Linked DNA regions of Mus musculus: region 1 is linked to region 2. A link is a loop called in an ENCODE intact Hi-C map of the cell type or tissue named here. Cell type or tissue: heart. All regions are shown on one strand. Each heading gives the region's core, and the rest is flanking DNA. Links, peaks and the distances in the headings are about the cores only. Region 1 overlaps Rap1gap2 (RAP1 GTPase activating protein 2). Region 2 overlaps Rap1gap2 (RAP1 GTPase activating protein 2).

Region 1 (10,385 bases), core at 838-8,837, 150 kb before region 2:
ATGAGTTCGAGGCCAGCCTGCTCTACTAGTGAGTTCCGAGACAGCCAGAGCTACATAGTAGAGATGCCCTGTATCAAAAAAATAAGTCATGCATGTGACATCCTTTTGACTTTTTCCCATGGTGCCCTATTGGCCAGGTTGTCTGGGTTCGGAGCTAGGCCCTGCCTTTTACCAGTCGTAAGTCCTTGGACAGGTTATTTAATTTATCTATGCCTCAGCTTCCTTATTTGTAAAGCACAAAAGTGTTGTTTAGGGCATGAAGTAAGTTTGCATATGTCCATTGCTAAGAATAGTGCAGGAGCATAGAGTCCATCAGATGTGTACATGTGTATGTGGCTGATGCTATTATAGCTCTGAGTGTGCCCTTCCTCGGGGATTCTGGAAATTCTAAGGACAACTTGTAGTTCCTTCTTTTTAATTGCCAGTCAGAGTCTGTTTGTACATTTTGCATCCTGCATGCCTGGATCCCTTGGTCATTTTTATGTTTTGATCTCTCAGACACTGTTTCAGTGGCTGTCCCCATTGGACCCTCTGTGTATTTGTGAGAGATGCCCGTGGCAAGGGTAAGAAGGGATGCCATGGTCCTCAGATCTCTGTGGTAGTGCCAGAGGGATTTTAACCACCCACTGTGTCTCTACTGCCCACGCCCTCACAGTTGTGCAAGCCCAAATCTGATTGGCAAAATCACATTTACTTATTCCGAGGGCACTAATAGAACTCTGGATAAATGAATGGAAATTCTCTTTCTGCAACCCTCAGATCACAATGTCTGCCTCCTTTGAGTTCCTCCCTGTAGGTCTGGGTGTGTTCTTATATATTCTCTCTCTCTCATTTTAAAAGCTGGTTCAAAAATATTTTCCCATACTGGTACAGCCCTTCCCCATCTTTAAAAATAGTGTTTTCTTGATTATAAAAATAGTACATGCTCACTGTGAGAGGTTTAAAAAATATGTACAAATGTTGAAGTGAAAAAAATAAGAATAACCCATAACCCACCACCCAAAAGAAATTGTTCTTCTTATTTATGGTGCTGGGGATCGAATCCAGGGGTTCATGCCTGCAGAGCCACTGCCAAGCCACCAAGCAATGTCCCCTCTACACGTTACTGTTTTAGTGTTTCCTAATAGTCTTTTTTTTTTTTTTTTTTTTTTTTTTTGGTTTTAAAAACGTGTTATGTAATGTCATTTCAACACTGAGTGATCTTTTAAAAGGTGACTCAGGGCTTGGGGTGTGGCTCAGTTGGCACAATGCCTGCCAAGCATATGTGAAGGTCTGGGTTTGATCCTTAGCACCACATAAAACCAGGGATGGTGGTGTATTCCCGTAATCTTGTAATCTAGAAGGTGGATGCGGGAGGACCAGAAATTCGAGGTTATCCTCTGCTGCATGGCGGAAGTGAGGTCAATCTGGGCTAAACGGGACTCTGTCTTAATACCAGAGCAAAACACAAACAAAACAGAACCCCAAATCAAACAATGTACACCCCCACCGTGATTTAAAATACTACTTACCCTGTGACCATGGGGTCCCATAATTAATTTAGGTATTGCTTTATTTCTAGACTTTAATGCTTTTAGTTTTGGCTATAACAAATTATACAAAGGATCTGTATATAATTTTTTGTTAATGTGTTTTTGACTATTTCCTTTGGCCAATTACTAGTAAAGGTGAATCCTTCCTTCCTTCCTTCCTTCCTTCTGTCCTTCCTTCCTTCCTTCCTTCCTTCCTTCCTTCCTTCCTTCCTTCCTTCCTTTGTTTGAATATTTGCCTTAAATATGCAAGGCCCTAGTATCAGAATAAACAAACAAAGTACATTTTGCTTCCTGGGACAGAGTGCTCAGGGCTGACCCGTTTAGACAGACACATAGAACACTTGCGAACATATTCACCATTGCAGACAGTTCTGTTAGGCAACACTGGCTGAGACTGAAGGCCAGGCTCCCAGGTCAGCTTCCAAGAGCCAGACAAGCCCAGACATTGTACCCAGTCTGTGACCTGTCTTCACCTCCAAGGACAGGTATCAGAGGTGTGCAAATCCAGTGACACTAGATGGCACCAAGGAGGCAGCCACAAACTGGTATGGTGCAGCTGGTAGCTCTCAGAGCCCTGCCTCTTGAGGCCTGGGACAAACGCAGAGAGCTGTCACCATAGCAGAGTCCTAACGTTTGGCTAGCATTCAGCTTCACTGTAACATGTCAGGGTCCTGGCATATCCTGAACACACACACTCCAGACTTGACTCTATAAGGTCACTCAAGGTCACATACACACAAACACTCCTAGTACCACATCCCACTACAGCTGGACAAAACCAGCCGTGATGTCTCAGAGCTTGCCACGTCCCCTCCCGTCCTCTCTAGTCCTGGGAGCTGGCTCTTCTCATTCCTCCTATCCCACCCCTATATCATTTTATTTTTGAGGCATGGTTTCATTTTGTAGTTCAGGCTAGCCTTGAACTTGTGGTGATTCTCCTGCCTCAGCTCTTGAGTATTGTGACATCTGGTTGGACCCCCCCCCCCCCCCCAGAATCCCAAGTTCCTGACGGAAGCCCCATCACCTTGGGAATTGATGCACACCCGTCTTCCCTTGGGAGCATGCTAGTTTCCAGACAATGGGAAGGCTGTGTTCAGAGATGTGCCCCTGTGTTGTCTGTGGATCTAGGGCTAACTCACTGGAATGGGATGGCATCTGGTCTTGTTAAGGGGGAGCCTAAGGGTTTTACCCACATGGTATGAGCTCAGGAATTTACTAGGATTCTAATTCTGTTGAAACCATCTTGCTGGGCTGGAGAGACACTTCAGCAGTTTAGAGTAGAGTAAGCACCACTCTTTCAGAGGACCTGAGTTCAGTTTCCAGCACCCACATCACATATCTCACAACCATCTGTAACTCCAGCTCCAGGGGACTCAACACCCTCTTCTTAGGGACTAGGTATGTAATATATGGTGGCAAAACACTTAGATACTTTAAGAAGGATGGGGGGGGGGGGAAGAGAGAGAGAGAGAGAGAGAGAGAGAGAGAGAGAACCATTTTACCTTTGTCTTTTCTTTCTTAGTCTCTGTGAGTGTTGAGTGTGTACCACTGTTTGCAGGCAGGGGTCCTGGGGATACACACTGGTGTGGGCTTTCAGACCTCAGGGACCTGTGCCTGTATGCCCTTCTGTATTTTTAGTTCAGGATGCTCACACAAACCCAGTCAAGGTGAAAAGAGGTGGTGGCCGTGCTTCCGAGAGGCCCTGTCGTCAGTGGGGCATCAGGAAGAGTGCAAAGATAACCGTGTTTTGAGCAAACAGAGTGGAGACACAGTGGCAATGAATTAGAAATAGTGCACTGGTCACAGAGAGGAGGAAGACAACCAGAAGGAAGTGGGCTGAGGTACCCGCACTTCTGAATCTTCCAGAGGTGCCTCTGTCCAGTGTCTAGTCTCAGTTACAAACTTACCATGCCACCTTCCCATCCACATCTAGGCTTGTGAGCTCGATGCATGCCTGTAATCCTGGTACTCCAGAGGCAGAGGCAGGAGGATTACCGTAAGTCTAAGGGCATTCTGAGCTACATAATAAGACCCTCACTCAAAAAACTAATCAGAAAGAAGAACAAAAAAGAGGAGGGCAGTACTCTTGTTACTGTAGAGCCTGCCCCCCAGGCTGTGCTCTAAAGAGACTTGTGTTCTGAAAACAAACGAACAGAACAGAAATCTCAGGCTTGCCAAGAGCATCTCTTCTGCTGGTCCCAGCTGGATCATTTTCTGTTCAAGGTTTGGGCAGGAGGAAGGGAGGGGAAGAAACTTGTCTGCGACAACTGGGTCAGAACTGGAGCTGGGGAAGCAAGCACACCAGTGCTCTGTGCCTTTGATGGAGCTGTCAGTGCCAAGGTCAGACAGAGGCAGGAGGAATGTAGGTTGTCCATGTCTCATGAATATTCAATGAGCACCCACTTTAAGCCCGCCCTGCTTCAGGGGCTGGGATTCCTTTGTTGAATCCTGGCTCGGTTAGTCATTGATGCGGTCATGTGAGGGCAGAGCCCTGACCTCCTGACCCTGAAGGTGCAGATGACAAGATTCTCTGTCTCACGGGGATGTTTAGGATGAAATAAGCTAACACACTAAAGGCGATACAAAAGGCACTCAGTATATCCCTTTGCTCAGTCCTATTACAGAAGATAACGAGGAGTCAGTTGCAAATGGTCTCGCCTGCAAAGAGTTCAGGCTGTAGAGACTTAGTAGTCACCCCAAAGCATGAGGTAATCCCTGTAAAGATTTGGGAGGAGTGGGAACTTCCTTTTGGAGGGACAGCACATGACAGCCGAAAAGAGAATTCTCTAGGAGTTTGGAACAGAGAGAACATCCAGGACTCGGGGTCAGGAAGTGTAAGGAGCTGTTTCCTAAGCAGTGTGTCCTTCTCCACGACCCAGTGGGAGACTGTGGAAGGATGTATTGTAGGGGTATGGGAAAGTCTGTTCAGGGCGTTCACTGAATGTGGGGCTAAGGTGACAGGTGAAGTGAGCTGCTTCCCTGGAGACTGGCATAGGGAGGCCAAAGCACCATGAATGTGTTACTGAGGAGCGTGGGGCTGAATCTCATGGTGACTCAGGGCTGCAGGCTACACTAGCGGTCCATCTCAGACAACACCTCAGAGTGTGAAAGGAGTTCCATGGAAACTGGGGTCTCGTGCTTGGGGGATTTGCAAAGCGGGTCTGCTGTGTATGTGAGGTCAAGCCGGTGTGTGGGGGAGTGTGACGCCCTTGACATAGACATAGAACGAATGGAAATCTGCAATTCATCCCCGTGGCCTTTGAACTTGGGTCCTTGAGCTCAGGATGGCTTACCCTGGATGAATGAAGAGTCTCATAGCCAGCAATGCTAGCAGTCTAAGTTTATTGAGTGTAGTTGCACAAATGGACAGGTGTTGTAGTATTTTCTTGTGGTGAGAGCCCGGGACTATGTGCTTCCAGACAATGGCCTGTGGGAAGGAAACAGTGAGGATAGGGCCTTCTAATTTATTTATTTTAGGGCTTTTTCAGTCTCACGTTGGGTTTCTATGTAGCCAAGGATGAGCCTTGACCTATCCTTTTGCCTCTACCTTCCAAGTGCTGAGATTATAAGTGTGTATCACCATGCCAGACCTGGGGTTACATTAGACGAGTGGTCAGCAAACAGCCTCTTCATAGAAGTGACAACTGAGAGGACCAGAGGCAAAGAAAGACTGAGTGTGAGAATATCTGGAGGTAGAGGAGCCCTCCTGGGACTGGAGGGCTGGGAACCGCTAGTACAAAGGCCTTGGGGTGGGAACCACTAGGCAGCAGTGAAGGTGAGGTGAAGAACACTCTTGGTGGTGGGTAAGCTGGAAATAACGACAGTTCTCCTTACTTCCAGAAGGTGGCAGTGTTGTCCCAGGACTGCCTGCTCATTTAGTGGTCGGAGGGGATGTATAGAACTAGACAGCTTTGTGAGTAGGAACCTGAGCCGTCATAGGTTTTATTCTGTCACAAGAAGTGGCAAATATGAAAGTTCTGACTAGGGTAGGTGAGCATGCCATAGATCTTGTTCATGACATGCCTTGCCTGCCTCCCCCGACCCCCACTTCCCTTCTCTGCTTCTTTGCCCTGCTCCCTGCCTTCTGTCTCTGCTCCCTCTCTTCATTGCTCGCTGGTGCAGCTGGCTTCCATCTCAAAGATAATTACTTGCTTTCCGGTGCCTCTTAGATAACGGGGACTGTTCCTTACCGCAGTGCCTGCCCCTCCTCCCAGGAGCTTCGGTTCTCAGTGAAAGGCTGAGGCTGACTGAGGTCGTGACCCCTCCCCCGACTGAGAATACCCACTTCCCTTCCTCCTACTGTCACACGCAGCTCTCTCCTCCAGCACTCCAGCAAGTTCCTGCTGCCTTTGATAGAGGCAGCCAGAGCTCGTGCTGCAAAGGGAGAGAAACCCAATAATCAGGCAGAGACAGGAGACAGCATCACGGCTCTGCTGTGAGGGGCCACTTCAGCCTACAGAGATAAAACTTCTCTACCGTAAGCTCTTTAAAAAATTTTTTTTTATTTTAATTTTTTAAACTGGGATGTAACCTCACCCTCAACATCTGAGTTTTATTTTATTGTGGCAAGAATGCTTAACATGAGATCTGCCATCCTAGTTGATAACAGTACCCATTTATTCTTGACTATAAGTTAGTTTCTTTTCTTGGTGTGTGTCACGAGTGTGTTAGGTATAGGTCATAGGTCAATCTCAGGTGTTGTTACTGAAGAGCTGTGTACTTCAACTTTTAAAAATAGATTTATTTTTTCTTTCTTTCTTCCTTTCCTTTCCTTTCCTTTCCTTTCCTTTCCTTTCCTTTCCTTTTTTCTTTTTTTGGTTTTTTGAGACAGGGTTTCTCTGTGTAGCCCTGGCTGTCCTGGAACTCACTCTGTAGACCAGGCTGGCCTCGAACTCAGAAATCCGCCTGCCTCTGCCTCCCAAGTGCTGGGTTTAAAGGTGTGCACCACCCCTGCCCAGCTAAGACTTATTTTTTAATTTTCTGTGGGTCGGTGTTTTTTCTGCCTCTGTCTGTACACCACGTTCATGTAGTGCCTAAGGAGACCAGAAGAGGGCATCAGCTTCCCTGGATCTGGAGTTGTGGGAGTCTAACCTGGGTACTCCAGAAGACCAGCCATTGCTCTTAACTGCTGAGCCATCTCTCCAGGTTCCATCATGATTTATTAAAGATAGTGTCTCACTGGAACCTGGAACTTGACAATTAAGCTAGGTGTCTAGCTTGTGAGCTTTTGGAATTCACCTGTTTCTGCCCCCCCCCCCAACCCCCCGCCAGATTCCGAATGTGCACCACCATGTCTGGCTTTTTGTGTGGGTGTTGGGAATTGAACTCAGGCCCTCGTGCATTTGTAGCAAGCAGTTTACCAACTCAGCTATCTCTCCAGCTCTTGCCCCACTCCGTCTCTCAGAGTCTCCTGCATCTTAGGCAAGTCTTTTCCCATTGAGCTGTGGCACCAATCACCAGGTATCTTTTTACTTTTTATTTTGAGACAGTGCCTCCCTGAGTTGCCCAGGCAGCTCCAGGACATGTAATAATTCTCTTGCCTTTTGACTGGTTGGAATTACAGGTCTGTGCCACCATGCCTGCCATGCCCTTAGAGCCTCCTCCTGAGTGGGAAGTTCAACTCCTTATCTCGCCACAGACTTTGAGATCATTGGTTAGATTTTTTTTTCTCACCTTCATTTGCAAAATGGGGATGGTAATGATAATTTTACATGGGTTGGGCTGTTCGAAAGTGCTTCAGCTATACCTGATAGAGCAGGTGATAAAACTCCATTTATTTATTTATTTATTTATTTATTTATTTATTTATTTATTTCCTATCATCTGTGTAGTCCTGGCTGTCTTAGAACACGTTCTATAGACCAGGCTGGGTTCGAACTCACAAAGATCCACCTGCCTCGGCTTTCTAAGTGCTGAGATTAAAAAGGCATTTATCACCATGCCTAGCTATAATATACTTATATTTATGAAATATTAATTTACTGTATTGTAGCAGCATAATAGCAATGCATCATTGTTATTCGACGCGTTCTCACGACCGGCCAGGAAGAACACCACAGACCAGAATCTTCTGCGGCAAAGCTTTATTCTTACATCTTCAGGAAAGGAGAGCAAGAAGCAAGAGAGAGAGAAAAGCAAGAGAGCGAAAAAGCAAGAGAGAGAGAAAAGCAAGAGAGAGAGAAAACGAAAACCCCGTCCCTCTTAAGGAGCATTCTCCTTCGCCTCGGACGTGTCACTCCTTGATTGGCTGCAGCCCATCGGCCGAGTTGACGTCACGGGGAAGGCAGAGCACAAGTAGTCATAAGATACCCTTGGCACATGCGCAGATTATTTGTTTACCACTTAGAACACAGGATGTCAGCGCCATCTTGTAACGGCGAATGTGGGGGCGGCTCCCAACATCTCCCCCTTTTTCTTTTAATAAGAGCAAATAGGCCACCCATATTAATGAGAGTGGAGATAGAGGTCAAATCCCCAGTGTGTAGGTAAAGGAGCCATGTACAGGATTAGCTCTTAGGCTTACAGGCTTTTACCCAGAGCAACCCTGACCTGCTCCCGTGTCGTTTTGCCTGGGGGAAGGGAACTAGGACACTGAACCTTCATGAAAGATGACATGTCTCCCTAGAATAGGCTCATATATGCCGCAGAGCCTTTCCATTGCAGTGCTTAGCCTTGCAACTCTCTCGGGCTGCTGAAGCACACTCACTCTATCCCGTGCAATGAGTCTAGCCTCATGGGATATAAGAGCTGAGTGGCCAGCGACCTATTGCCTAAGCATAGATAACCATATATCAGGGGGAGCTCCATGTTCTAGTCCTGCAAGCGCCTGGGCAATAACCACCTTGTCTCTCCTAGTTTGGGCCTTAAGCTTACAGACCAATCAAAGAAGCAACACTAATCCACAGCAAAGTGTATCTCCAAATAATATTAATCCCACCCATTTTTTAAAGAAAGAAAATGCTGAGGAGATCCAATTGGGTAATCCTTTGGTCAGGGACAGGTCCAAGCGCGTGGAGTTGACCTGAATGATGGCAAGCCTCGAAGGGTCTGTTCAAATTCAGCCATCCAATTCTGTAACATATACTGAAAAAGACTTTTTGACAAATTAGCTGCCCTAGTAAATTTAACATACTGAATGGAAATAACACACAATCCCGGAAACTTTTGTTCACATCCCTGCTGAGTTATTTGTCATAATACATCTAGTTGTATCTGGACAAGATCTATGAGTTGATTAACCAGCATGAGACCTCTCTGTATCTTGACATTAGCTGAGGCCTGTTCATCTATGACTGTAGTCACTGAGGCTGACAAAGTGTTAATGGTGTCAGTCATCTGGACCTGTCCAGACAGAGCCAAGGCTGTCTGAATTAAGGCCAAACCCAGTTCCTAGTTAGTGGTAAAAAAGCAGGAGAATACTTGAGCATTATACATCACCGTCATTGGGAGTGGAAATGTCGACATTATCCCCCAACGCTGCTCTCTCTTTATTATTGACGCCCTGGACATCACCAAGACGAGGGACATTAGTATTCCCTTGGTCAGTCTGGATTTTTCGGGTGAGTCTTTCTGGTAACCAAAATGGGTTGTCTTCATTCTGTGGGAAAACACAGATAGCTCCCCTGGATCCTATCAAGATAGGATCCGGGCCATACCATTTATCATCAAGGACATTTTTCCATTTAACCATCTCATTGGGCCTATCTGGCTCTGAACAATGACGTTCAGCCGCAGTATGGCCATGAGCATCAATATTTAAAAAATTGAGTGTAAAGAGTGCCAAAGACACCGACACTCTTGGTGCTCGGGGTACAGTCTCCTCAAAAGTTCCCCTCTTCTGTTTTATAAGATAGGCTTTGAGGGTGCGATGCGCACGCTCAACAATACCCTGTCCTTGAGGGTTGTATGGAAGTCCAGTCAGGTGGGTTACGTCCATCTGACGGCAGAACTGTTGGAATTTTTGAGACGTATAAGCTGGTCCATTATCAGTCTTAAGGAGTCTGGGTTTCCCCCAAGCACTCCATGCCTCAAGACAATGTTGAATCACATGTGAGGCTTTTTCTCCAGTTAACGGAGAAGCAAACATGATGCCAGAACATGTGTCAATGGACACATGGAGATATTGAAGTTTTCCAAAGGAAGAAACATGTGTAACATCCATTTGCCAGACCTGTAGAGGTCGAATACCGCGTGGGTTAATTCCCACATGAGGAACTGGCAAGAACTCACAGCAGCTTTGACATTGAGTAACAATGTCACGGGCTTCTTTTCTTGTCAAGGAGAAACGACTGCGTAATGTTTCAGCCGTCACATGAAAATTGTTATGAAAATTTCTTGCAGCCTCTACCGGGGATGATAGGGCAGCAGCCACCACTTTAGTGGCCTTATCTGCCAAATCATTTCCCAGAGCCATGGGGCCAGGTAGGCCTGAATGGGCTCTAACATGAGTAATATAAACAGGAGATCTTCTAGATAACAAAACTAATTGTATCTGCTGAAAAATATTGGCAACTCTACTGGAAGGCTTAATCACTCCAGCCACTTCTAAAAGATTTACTGCATTTACCACATAACAGGAATCTGACACAATATTAAGGGGTTTTAAAAAGGTTTTTAAAACTTCTAAGACCACTAAACATTCTACCACTTGAGGTGAATTTTCATTATATTGTTTGGATACCACTTTACCATTAGCCACATAGGCACCTATGCCAGTTTTTGATCCATCAGTATATACCACAATCCCATTTTTAAGTGGGTTTCTTACTGTTATTTGTGGAAACACAACAGATTGATTTTGGGCAAACTGTAAGATTGGATGTTTTGGATAATGGTTATCTATTTTTCCTGAAA
Region 2 (10,385 bases), core at 1,207-9,206:
ATGCTCACATAGACGTTCTGTGTTCTGGGAAGGAGGGAAGGGGTATGTTGGTCTTCTGTAAGGTGTGGGACTCCTAGTCTGTCTTAGTCCACATGAAATTGTTTCATTCAGGTATCAGTCACTGCTAGGGAAGATGTGCCTGCCTTTGGTCCCCCTCTGCCAAGCCCGCCTGTTTTCCAGAAGGTAAGAACCTTTTCTTTTATACTTGTCCCATCCCAGACCCCAGATCTCTGTACCCATGTGTCAGTAGTTGGAATGGGCTTGAATGTAGACTGGGAACATTGTGGGGAGATCCTGTTATAGCTTTGGGGGTATCTCCTTTCTGGATATCTCCCACCTCACCCTTTGAGGTCAATGTGGCCCTTGTTGGGAGTTTGATGCCAGGGTTGTCCTCCTGTTTTTAGAAGGACTTTTATACTGTGCTCTAGACCCAGGAGCCAGCCTCAAGCATTGCCTCCAGTGACCAAGGTGCCCTATGGAGGGTGGGTTTCCCAGCGCTGGGGAAGCTGGCTTTCAAGTTGGTACATTAGCAGGCAGGCCTGGCCTTGGCTGGAAATGACCGGATATGAGAGGGCTAACGCAGGGGTTCTCCTGCCTTTTTGTCACTGTGGTTGGAGGCGTTTGATTGACAGCAGAGGCCAGGAGAGTTCTGAACCTCTTTCACCTGTTTCAGGGCGCAGAATTCCGGGAGTTTCTGCTCACCAAGCTCACGAACGCAGAGAATGCTTGCTGCAAGTCGGACAAGTTCGCCAAGCTGGAGGTGAGAGGGCCACACGGAAAGTCTCCTCTGGGCTTGTTTGCTTCATCCTAAGCCCTCAGCTCTCTGTTGCTTTGGGAACATTTTTTTTTCCCTTGGTAGGAACTCATCTAGATTCTAGGACTTACCTGCCAATCATCAGGTTTTTTTTTTTGAACATGTAGTATGTCCAGGTCTTGCTCTGTTACCAAGGATAAGTGAGATATCACTTCTGTACTATGTAGTGCCCATGCTGGTAGAGGGACCTTTACAGAAGAGAAGCTAAGATTTATAATAGAGTGTATTTACTGTATTATACTATGGGCCATGATGGAGCCAGTGGGTAGTGACTGCTTCTGCTAGGGATAATGGAGGGTGTGTTCAGGGAAGGCTTCCTGGAGGAGGTTGCTTTTGAGCTGATGAATCTTGACATCTGATAAAGCTTTTGCATGAAGAGAGTCTGGAAAGTCATTCAAGACTCAGGGAACAGTCAAAGGTCCAATAGAATCAGACATTGTTGGGAGGGGGTGTGGCCAGATGACAGCCTCCTGTGGCTGGAAGACGGGACTGCAGATGGTTGGCTGCATTGAATGGCGCAGGGTTGTGGCTTGCAAGTGGTAGGCGCTATGAAATTTTTAAAAGTGTTTGATTCGCATGTTAGAGACATCATTAGCCAGCAGGTGTTAGAGTTGGAGGAGGAGAGGTTGAAGGGGAGATAGAAAAGGAACTGGCCAGTTAGAAATGATTAAAGAGTCTAAGAGGCTCAACAAAGGTGAACCCTTCACAGGAGGCACTGGGCTAAACTGCAGGTAGGCGTGTCCAACCAGAGGCCTGCAACCCACATGTGCCTCAGGGTAGCTATGAGTGTGGTCCAAGCAAAAATCATAGACCAGTAGGTATAAAACATTATGAACGTTTCCCCTGGTAACTGCCTGTGAAGTTCTTATAGATTGGCATTGTATCACACTGTCAGAAGGTTGGACTGGGAAGACATGATGGACTCCTAGAAATAAATAAGGGCAGGGAAAGTGGAATTGTGGGGTGACTCAGTCTTTCAGCTCAGGCTCGGCGGGGACAGTTGGGAGAGGAGCTTTGTTAGGACTGTGGCCTGCAGAAAGGGCTTGTCCAGTCTGTTGTGTCTGGAGTCCCCCTGGAGGTTGCTACCTGGCTGTTACAGAACCATGGGCAGAGGGGTTGTGCGTATAGATCCTGGTCTGAGATCTGGGGTAGGGGGTCCCCAGGGTAAGCCTTGGAAGAGCTGGTATGGCAGGGAGAGTGGGGGGGGGGCAGGCCTGGAACATTTGTGCTAACTGCAGCATTAGTGAGCATGAAGCCCATTCTCCTCCTAAATCCTACCGTGGCCAGGAGCTGGTGACAGAATAGCAGCCCTCAGACCAGGCATCCGGGCCAGAGAAGAAAGGACACGTCTCTCTCTGCTGTCGGTGTCTGTACACCTGTATATACCACTCCTTTCTAGGACCGGACCCGGGCTGCTCTCCTGGACAACCTTCATGATGAACTCCACACACACACTCAGGTCATGCTAGGCATGGGCCCGGAGGAGGACAAGTTCGAGAATGGGGGCCATGGAGGATTCCTGGAATCTTTTAAGGTATGGACGCAGGCTGAGTTTGGGTTGCTATGGAAGAGGGCAAAGAAAGAAAATGGCTACGTTATTGGGGATCCAGCCTGAGAACCCAAGGACTAGTCAGAAGTGACAGGATGGGGTGGGACTTTTTAAAGGGCTGGGGCATGGTGTGTGAGATTGGAGCAGCCAGTGTTGATTCCAGAGCGTGGGGTATCTCCATGCTCTCTCCCATCTTTAGCCCAGGAATCTCTGAGGTCACAAGCCTTGGGGTATTTAGTAGCTAGGTCGGTTGCTGCTGCGTGGTTCTTCCTTGCTGGCAGGTGCTGGGGCCCGGTTGGCGGTGGATGAGTGGGTGGAGCCACAGGCGAGTCTCTCCAGCTTTGAAAAAGAAAAGTTTTACCTAGAATGAGCTTCCTGTCCCCAGAAGGACTCAGATAACCACAGAACCAGTGAGGGGCACAGGTGGCTCCATTATCATGTCTTGGCTGCAAGCTTGTTGGTCCACACGGCACTTATATTGGCATCTGATTTGATCCTGACTACATATAGTCATGTACATTTGGATAGTGATTTCTGGATATCTCCTTTAACACAGAGGGGTGTGGGTGAGTGCTGGAGGGCAGGCTACAAGAGGCCGTGGGGTCTTAGGACCCTGCACCTCAGAGGTTCACACCTAGATTTTCTGACTCTAAGCTTACGTTTCTGCCAGGTTTTCCACTAGAGAGAGATTCATAAACATGACATTTTGAGGTATTAGGATTGGGGTTATATGCGCTTTTAAAAGTACCCAGCTACAGGATACTGGGAAAGATCTTTAAAGTTCGTAAGGTTCAGTTTTCTTGTTAAGGAACCAGAGATAATAAATTGGACCTCTGTCACCTTGTTGTGCGAGTTCATTGGAATAATGCCCAGAAATTGCAGATTGCCTATGACACAGTAAATACTTTTAGCTGTGGTAATAGGGCACCCATTATCTGTGCTGTGTAGGTTGCATATAAGACTTAAACTTCCCAACTGTCATTAGAGCTCCATGTGGAAGGCTGGAATTGTGGCTATAATAATTTTGGCATAATAATTCACACTCAATTTTAGTAATTGTAAGTATAGTTTTACATGTGAGGAAACAAAGACACAAACACTAAATAATTAGTCTTAGGTCACCCTGGAGACAGAGTTGAATTCAGGTCTCCCAAATTCCTAACAGCTACATGATACTACTCCCTCCCAGTTTCTGACCATGAAGATTCCACCCATACTGGCCAGGCCTGGGCAGGTCTGGGTCAGTTGTTCACTGCCCAGCTGACAGCTGAGAACAGGCAGAGCTCTGCTGGCCCTAGCTAGAACCAGCTGCTGAGATTCCTCCTGAGGGTGGGAGGAGCCGAGGTGCTTGTCCAGGCTGTTAGGAGATTCTTAGGGTTTCTGGTATAGTCTTGATTGAAGAGGCTGTGAGAAGAGGAGAAGCCAAAGCCGGGTGAATCTAGATGCAAGAGGAGCTGGGTGTGGAGGAGCCTGCCTGTATGGCCAACATTTGGGAAGCCAAGGCAGGAACATGATGAGTTCAAGGACAGCTTGGGTTACACAGTGAGATTCTTCTTTATTTCTGTTGGATTTTGAGAAAAGTGGAGGACAGAGGGGGAAAGGAATGGAGAAGGAAGAGGGAGCCACGGTGGACAGATTGTCTTGCCAAGAGGAGGGTCAGCATGAGGCAAGGTAATAGGAGGCAGGCTTGGGCCAAGGGAAGGTAGAGGAGCGGCCACTTAGTGTCCTCCTGAGGCTCCAGGGGCTCTGCCCCACCTCGTATCACACCTATCAAAGTGTCCCGCTCCCCTCCCACAGTAAATTAATTTACGTAGCATGATCAGTGCCGAGCCGCGGTTGACAAGCTAGTAAGATGCTGTGCTTTGCAGACATTCTATGAACATTGGTTGCTTTGAGTCCTACAGGTTTTCTTTTGTATGTAGGAGCTATATATTTTTTTAAGGTTTCAAATGTTTCTGTAACATTGTATGTCGGCTCTGGACATTCTGCCCATGGGTCCACTGGATGAGGTGGCTCAACAGCCGAAGGATGGTGGCTCCAGGACAGTTTGCTCAGTCTTTTGCATCTGTTAGGAGTGGCCATTGGTTTGTTTCACTTCAAGGTGTCTGAGGTATTCCTAGAGGGGCTTTCACTCGAGGGCATGCTGCAAGACTCTTTTATGACTGGCCTATAAGCCAGTATAGCAGGGACTTGTTTTTTAACTCTGTGGTTGAAGGCAGACCCGTTTTTTCCATTCAGATTTCATACCTACCTTTGAGGTTGTGAAGTTGTGGGGATAGATAGAAGGGGCCATGAGGGTCAGGCACACAGAGTGAGCCTCTGGAGCACTGATGACCATGGCCAGTGAGTTTCTCTTTTCCTAGAAGGAGACCTTGGCTTTTCTTGTCAACCCCTTCAGTGTTGTTGATTCAGGTCTCCCATGTGGAGAAGCCTGGGCAAGGGGCAGGCATGGTCCTGGCCCAGTTCAAGAGTCTGTGTCTAGTGCCTTAGTCAGGACTGTGGTGTCAGGATTACTGATTTTTTTGGGGATTAACCCTAGACCTCTGTGGGATGTCTCCAGGATAAAGGGTTATTTGCAATGATTTCAGGAAGAAAATGCGTGGCTCGAAAGTTCTCTCACAGGCAGGCACTAGCTAAGGATGCGCAGGGATGAGTGACACCCACTTCCTATCCCCTTCAGACTGGTCTTCCCTAGAGGGCCCAGCTGTGGCCTCTGTGGCCTTGGGTTGTGTGCGCGCCCCATGGGGACGGACGGTTCACTCATACCTCACTTTAGTTCTGGCTGTGAGTGGAAGCTTCCCCTTCAGGAGACACGCACTGGTTGCTTTGTGGACACCTAGATTTGCTTGGAAACCAAGCTGCTTGGAGGGATCTCAGGACCTGTCAGGCCTACTGACACTCGGAAGTTTTCGTTTTCATGTAGATGACAATCTGAGAATCTACACATTTCTAATGGAAAAGACTCATCTTTTGCAGTGTTGCGTTGAATGAAAGATGTTTCTGTGGCTCAAGGGGGTGGCTGTGGCCATGTTCTTGGGAACCTCACAGGTTTTGTTTTGTTTTGTTTTGTTTTTATCTGATGAAGAAGCTGTGTATCACTTCCTTTTGGAAGGTATTTATCTCTAGATCACCTATAATGAAGTAAAAAGAAAAAAAATGACAGTTGATTTGTCCGTGTGGTATGGGTATAGCACATATGGACCCTCGTTTGAGAAACACTGGACTGGCTCAACTCTCTACTGTCCTCATAATATGGAGGCAGGGGTAGAAGACAGTGGGACAGAATTGGAACCACAGGGAGCAGGGAGGCAGCAGGCTAATTTCTCTCACCCTTTGAGGAACTGGTGTAGGTAGTGCATTGGTCTCACCTGACCTCTAGTGGCAGGAGAGGCCAACAGACATCTCTGGCAAAGTCTTTTTGGGGGTCCTGTAGCTACAGGCCTGCGTGACACCAGTAATGGTGGATGGGGGATTGTGATGGGGCAGACACAGTCCCCAGCCTTTGACATCTCTGCCACTCCTTTTGCTCATGGAAGGGGAAGTCATGGTACCAGGGATGGATTGCAATGAGAGGGGGGAAGGGAAGGAGTGAGAGGAGAGAGAGAGAGAGAGAGAGAGAGAGAGAGAGAGAGAGAGAGAGAGAGAGAGAAAGAGAGAGAGAGAGGAGTGGGGTGCTCAGGCCTTGGCCTGGCTCTGCTCAGCTTATGGGTTGGAGCCATAGTCTTTAAGTGAGCTACCAGCATGTTCCTGCTGGAAGAACAGAAGACCTTGACTGAAGCCATCTCAGCAGGCAGGAGACTAGTAGTATCTTTGTGTCAGAGGCCCTGCCTCTGTTACTTCTCTTGGGGTTTGGATGGGCATTTCCACTCTCCCCCAACCCCCACCCTGTGCTAATCTCCTTGATTTTTGTCTCTGATGTTGAGTTTGTTAAGTTGAAAGAACTCATAGAAACCTCTTGTAAGGAGGCTGTGGTGCTGGTGGCCGGGCAGTGAGGTGACACTCGTGGGTAATGAGAAAGCAGTACATTCTTTCTCTGTCACCTCACAGCAGAGCTGGATGGAAGGCAGCAGTGGGGTGGGCTGAGGGCTGGGGGCCACAGGGACTGAGGGAGATCGGTGCAGCTAGAGGTGATCGGCCGGGAGGACGGCAAGGGACAGTCACGGGAAATGGCCAGCACAAGATGGCATGGTTGGAAATATAGGCGAGATTCCTGCTCTGCACACAGGACTTTCTGAGGGTCAGGGCACCCACTGCTGGAATGAGCTGGAATGGAGAACTCAAGCAGGGGTCAGGTGAGCTTTGTCAAGCACAGGTGCCCCAGCCTCCTGAAGCTAATACAAAGGCTTCCATGACCGCCCTTCCCACTGCCTTCCTCATGCTATCACTACCCCGTTCTCCTCTCCGTCCCTCTTCCCCTTTTCGTTCCCCCACACTCACCCCCCCGTCTTCTGATTCTGTTGCCTAGATTGACAGGGATGGCACTTCCATTCAGTTGCCCATTGGACCATAATATGGAAAAATTATTTAGATGTCACTGGACAGTTTCATTCAAATCAAGCATTGTTTTGGGTCTTAGCGATGACCATCACTTGTCTTCACACTAAAATGGGGGCAGGAGAGCTGACCCGAGTGGGCAGATGTCATCCCAGGGGTTGGACACAAACACTGTCTCATTTCATCTTTGTGACAGCTCTTCCTGCCAGGGACCATGGGAGAACCAGGGCTTCACCCTTCCTGTTGCCAAGGGCAGGAGAGCAGGTGACTGACACCCTGCCAAGCCCTGGAATTCTGTCAGTTCATTGGGTCCTCAGATTCTTTCTGTTGACTTTGACAGTGGCACATGGGCATCTGAAGACACTGTCCTCCCTGACATTGGCCTTTGACATTTTTATGAGAGTCGGATCCCCAGACCTCCTGCTTTCCTGTCATCTTTAATTCATCAGCCAGTGAATTGCTCCATCTTGGCCTTCATCTCTATCCCATCTCCACATCCTTTCCTTCTCCCACCTCTCTCCACTTCTCCCTCTTCCTGTATCTCTCCGTCCTCTTCCTGTATCTCTCCGTCCCTTCCCTCTCCTCCCCCTGCCCTGCCACCCCCTCCTCTCCCTCCATCCTCCTTCACCCCTTCCCTTCCTCTCCCATTTCTTTTGGAGATAGGGTCTCACTCTACAGCTCAGGCTAACCTTGACTTCTCAAGTCTTCCAAGTTGTATGGATTACAGGCACACACTCCCATATCCAGCTCTGTGTTTTCAATCTTGGGGTCTGGGATCCTATCTTTGAATCCCAGCTCTGTCTCTTAGTGGTGTGTGACAGTTATTTGTCGCTTGAGAGATTTTCTATTCTCTCTATACCTCAGCCTTGCAAGGATTCATTAGATTGTGTGTATGAAGCTCCTTAGACTGGACACGTTACACAGGGCTTGTTATTCATACTTGGATCCTTTCAGAGCATGAGAGACTGAGGACTAGATCAGAACACAAATGAAGAGTTTGAAGTGGTGGTGACAGTGGTGGTGACAGGCCAGGGGGAACAACCATATAAAAAGGTGCTGGCATTTACCAAAGCATTTGTGTCATGTAAGGAGCCTTTCTTCCCATCCAGGCACATATCCTCAGGTTTCAATGAGTCCAGGGAGTCTCTGACGCTTGGGTGGTAGAATGAATCAAATATTCTGGCTCTAGCAACCAGTGTCCCAGGAACACTGTTGCTAGGCAACTCTTCTGTGGTTCCGAGAGGGGAGAGGTCTCATCCCTCATGGGGCATCTTTGATGCAGACAATAGAGGCTACATGATGTTGATTGGAGGGTGGTAGTCCTACATCTCATTCGTGGCTTGTCTTGAGGGCTGTGGCATCTACCAGCAGCCTTTCTGAGTCTCTGTCCCATGTCAGGTGGAATGGCAGGCAGGATGAGGCCTTTCACCATTCCAAGGTGTCTAAGGTGTCCCTGGGGTCCTGAAGAATAGTATTTGCATGGATGTATGTGGAAGCTCTTCCTGGATGTCTCAAGGGAAGCAAGGGGCTTCGCTCTTCCTCCAGAGACATTCCTTAGGGGTAATGCACAGGCCTGAGTCCAGCTGTAAGGGTACACCGGCTTCAGCTTAGTCCATATATGTTGGCTGGTGCCAAGTTCTGAGACTACTCTGTCTTGACAGGCTCACACCATGGTGAGGAAAATCTACTAATTGCTGTAGCAAGAAGTCCAGGTGACTCTGGCACAGCTGGTCAAAGCACGTGTGTTCTTTCCCTTTTCCTTCCATGTGGTACTGGCCTCTCCAGCTTTGTCATCAGGTTTGGTCTCCCCGATGGCTTCAGTGCTTTCAGATGCTTTCCCCAAAGCCATCAGCAGACATCCCTCCAGCTTCTCTAGTAAGGGATAAGTTAAATTAGTGCTTTAGATTGAGCCTGAGTACTTTGTATCCCAGGGAGGAGGAGGAGGAGGAGGAGGAGGAGGAGGAGGAGGAGGAGACATTGGAATGCATGTTGGTCCTGCCAGCAAGAGATCTGCCAGTTGGAGTTTGGTACCTGTACTTGAGTCACTAATAGTACAGGTATCCAGGAGCCTTTGCTCTTTAGGCCCCAGAACAACTGATACAAAGAGACCGTCATCATAGACCCTGGGTCTTGCATTATTAGCCTCCTCTTAGAAGTGTGTTTTGAGCACTCTTGGATGCATTACCCCTTTGGCCTCAGTACTGCAGTTCTTGTTCCTGGCGTGGTGCTGAGCACACAGCAAGCACACTGTGCTTAATATCAATACCATGAGATGCTGCACGTGTGATGTGCTGGCCTCTCCTTTAAGAGCTTTATAGGCTCTCAAGGCTACTCCTTGTGTTGACACACCCTGTCCCATTGCACATAAGTCTCAAAGAAGCTTAGCAACCTGCAGGGTTCTCAGCTAACGGGGCACAGCAGGGAGCCCAGGCATGACTCCTGGCAGCAGCGTCTAACACTTTTGTGCTTTCTACCACTAAGTTGTGTTGTCCAGCCATCTTATTGAGAAACTAGATAGATGACCAGAGGGCAATGATGTAAGGGCTTGGGGCCACTGGAGAAAACCTCTGAAATGTACTTACACTTCAAACACTATGGAAGCAAAACAGAGTGTTATCCCAGGGAGCCAGGATCCTGGAGCACTTTGTTGGTTGGAAGTCCTGCCGTAGTTGGAGCTGAGTTCTAAGCATCAGAAGCAGTATTGCACTCTAGAGAAGTCTGAGGAGGGATTGTCACCCCAGGTCCAGCTCTTCTAGGGGTCCAGTCACCGTTTCTATGGCTCAGTTATTCTCATTTTCTCATGCACCATGACAAACCTGACTGTCCTGGTTGTCATTGGCCAGACACTTAACAGCTGGCCAGTACCCACCCAACCTGCCCCACATTTTGCTTTTTTGCAAGCTATAAGTGAACACAAGGTTCTGTACCCATAGGAGCTCCTTTGTGTGCCCAGTCTGAGCACATACCTCTTTGAACAGCCATGCAGATCTGTAGTGTTGATCTGGAAAGTATAACTTCAGCTCTCTAAGTCCAAGGGATGGTAAGTTGCAGCTTTGGGTCAGAGATGAGCAGGAACTTGTTACAGGGTTCTACATCAAGGGTGGATGGAGCTGCACAAGTCACACCTGTGGTCACAGTGGGGAGGGAAGTCCAGTACACACTTAGGAGGAAGCTTAGCTTTGTGAACACAGAGCTGATGTGTGGTTGAGGACGTGGTAGCTCAGTGGTAGAGCTCTTACCCAGCATGAACGAGATCTTAGGTCTTTTCCTCAGTGACAGACAACACACACACACACACACACACACACACACACACACACACCAGAATAAAAAGGAGTTAGTGTTCAGCACCTGTGTTTAGCCCCCATCCTTTATGGAATTGTGACACACCCATTTTATAGACAATGAAGCCATAACTCAGAGAGGTAGAGTTGCTCACTGGACAGTGTCATTGAGGTTTGCTGAGCTGCAGGACTTGCTTCCTCTCCCCATAAGACGAGGATAGCAGGTTGGCCCACCTTGCAGCAC

The links. Peaks named below come from ENCODE experiments on the same cell type or tissue, not always from the same donor. Only the 100,000 strongest peaks of a DNase experiment are listed, where the experiment ranks them.
Region 1: a loop joins it to region 2, with 6 times the contacts of the local background. A loop is called at or near these places in 10 of 42 quality-filtered maps.

What each region holds. Positions count from the first base shown.
Region 1 is chr11:74,542,558-74,552,942 of GRCm38, reverse strand. All of the region lies in intron 2 of Rap1gap2 (RAP1 GTPase activating protein 2), which reads left to right. Among named protein-coding and RNA genes, the nearest start is that of Rap1gap2, 42 kb to the left of the region's middle. In heart, for the core only: CTCF peaks have their summits at 5,374 (motif pointing right) and 6,568 (motif pointing right); a DNase peak (open chromatin) is centred at 5,732; H3K4me3 peaks cover 773 bases; H3K27ac peaks cover 2,715 bases.
Region 2 is chr11:74,397,686-74,408,070 of GRCm38, reverse strand. It overlaps Rap1gap2 (RAP1 GTPase activating protein 2), which reads left to right. Exons shown (of 25, transcript NM_001015046.3): 15 at 112-183; 16 at 674-760; 17 at 2,214-2,348. Among named protein-coding and RNA genes, the nearest start is that of Olfr412, 38 kb to the right of the region's middle. In heart, for the core only: CTCF peaks have their summits at 5,057 and 5,750 (motif pointing left); a DNase peak (open chromatin) is centred at 3,660.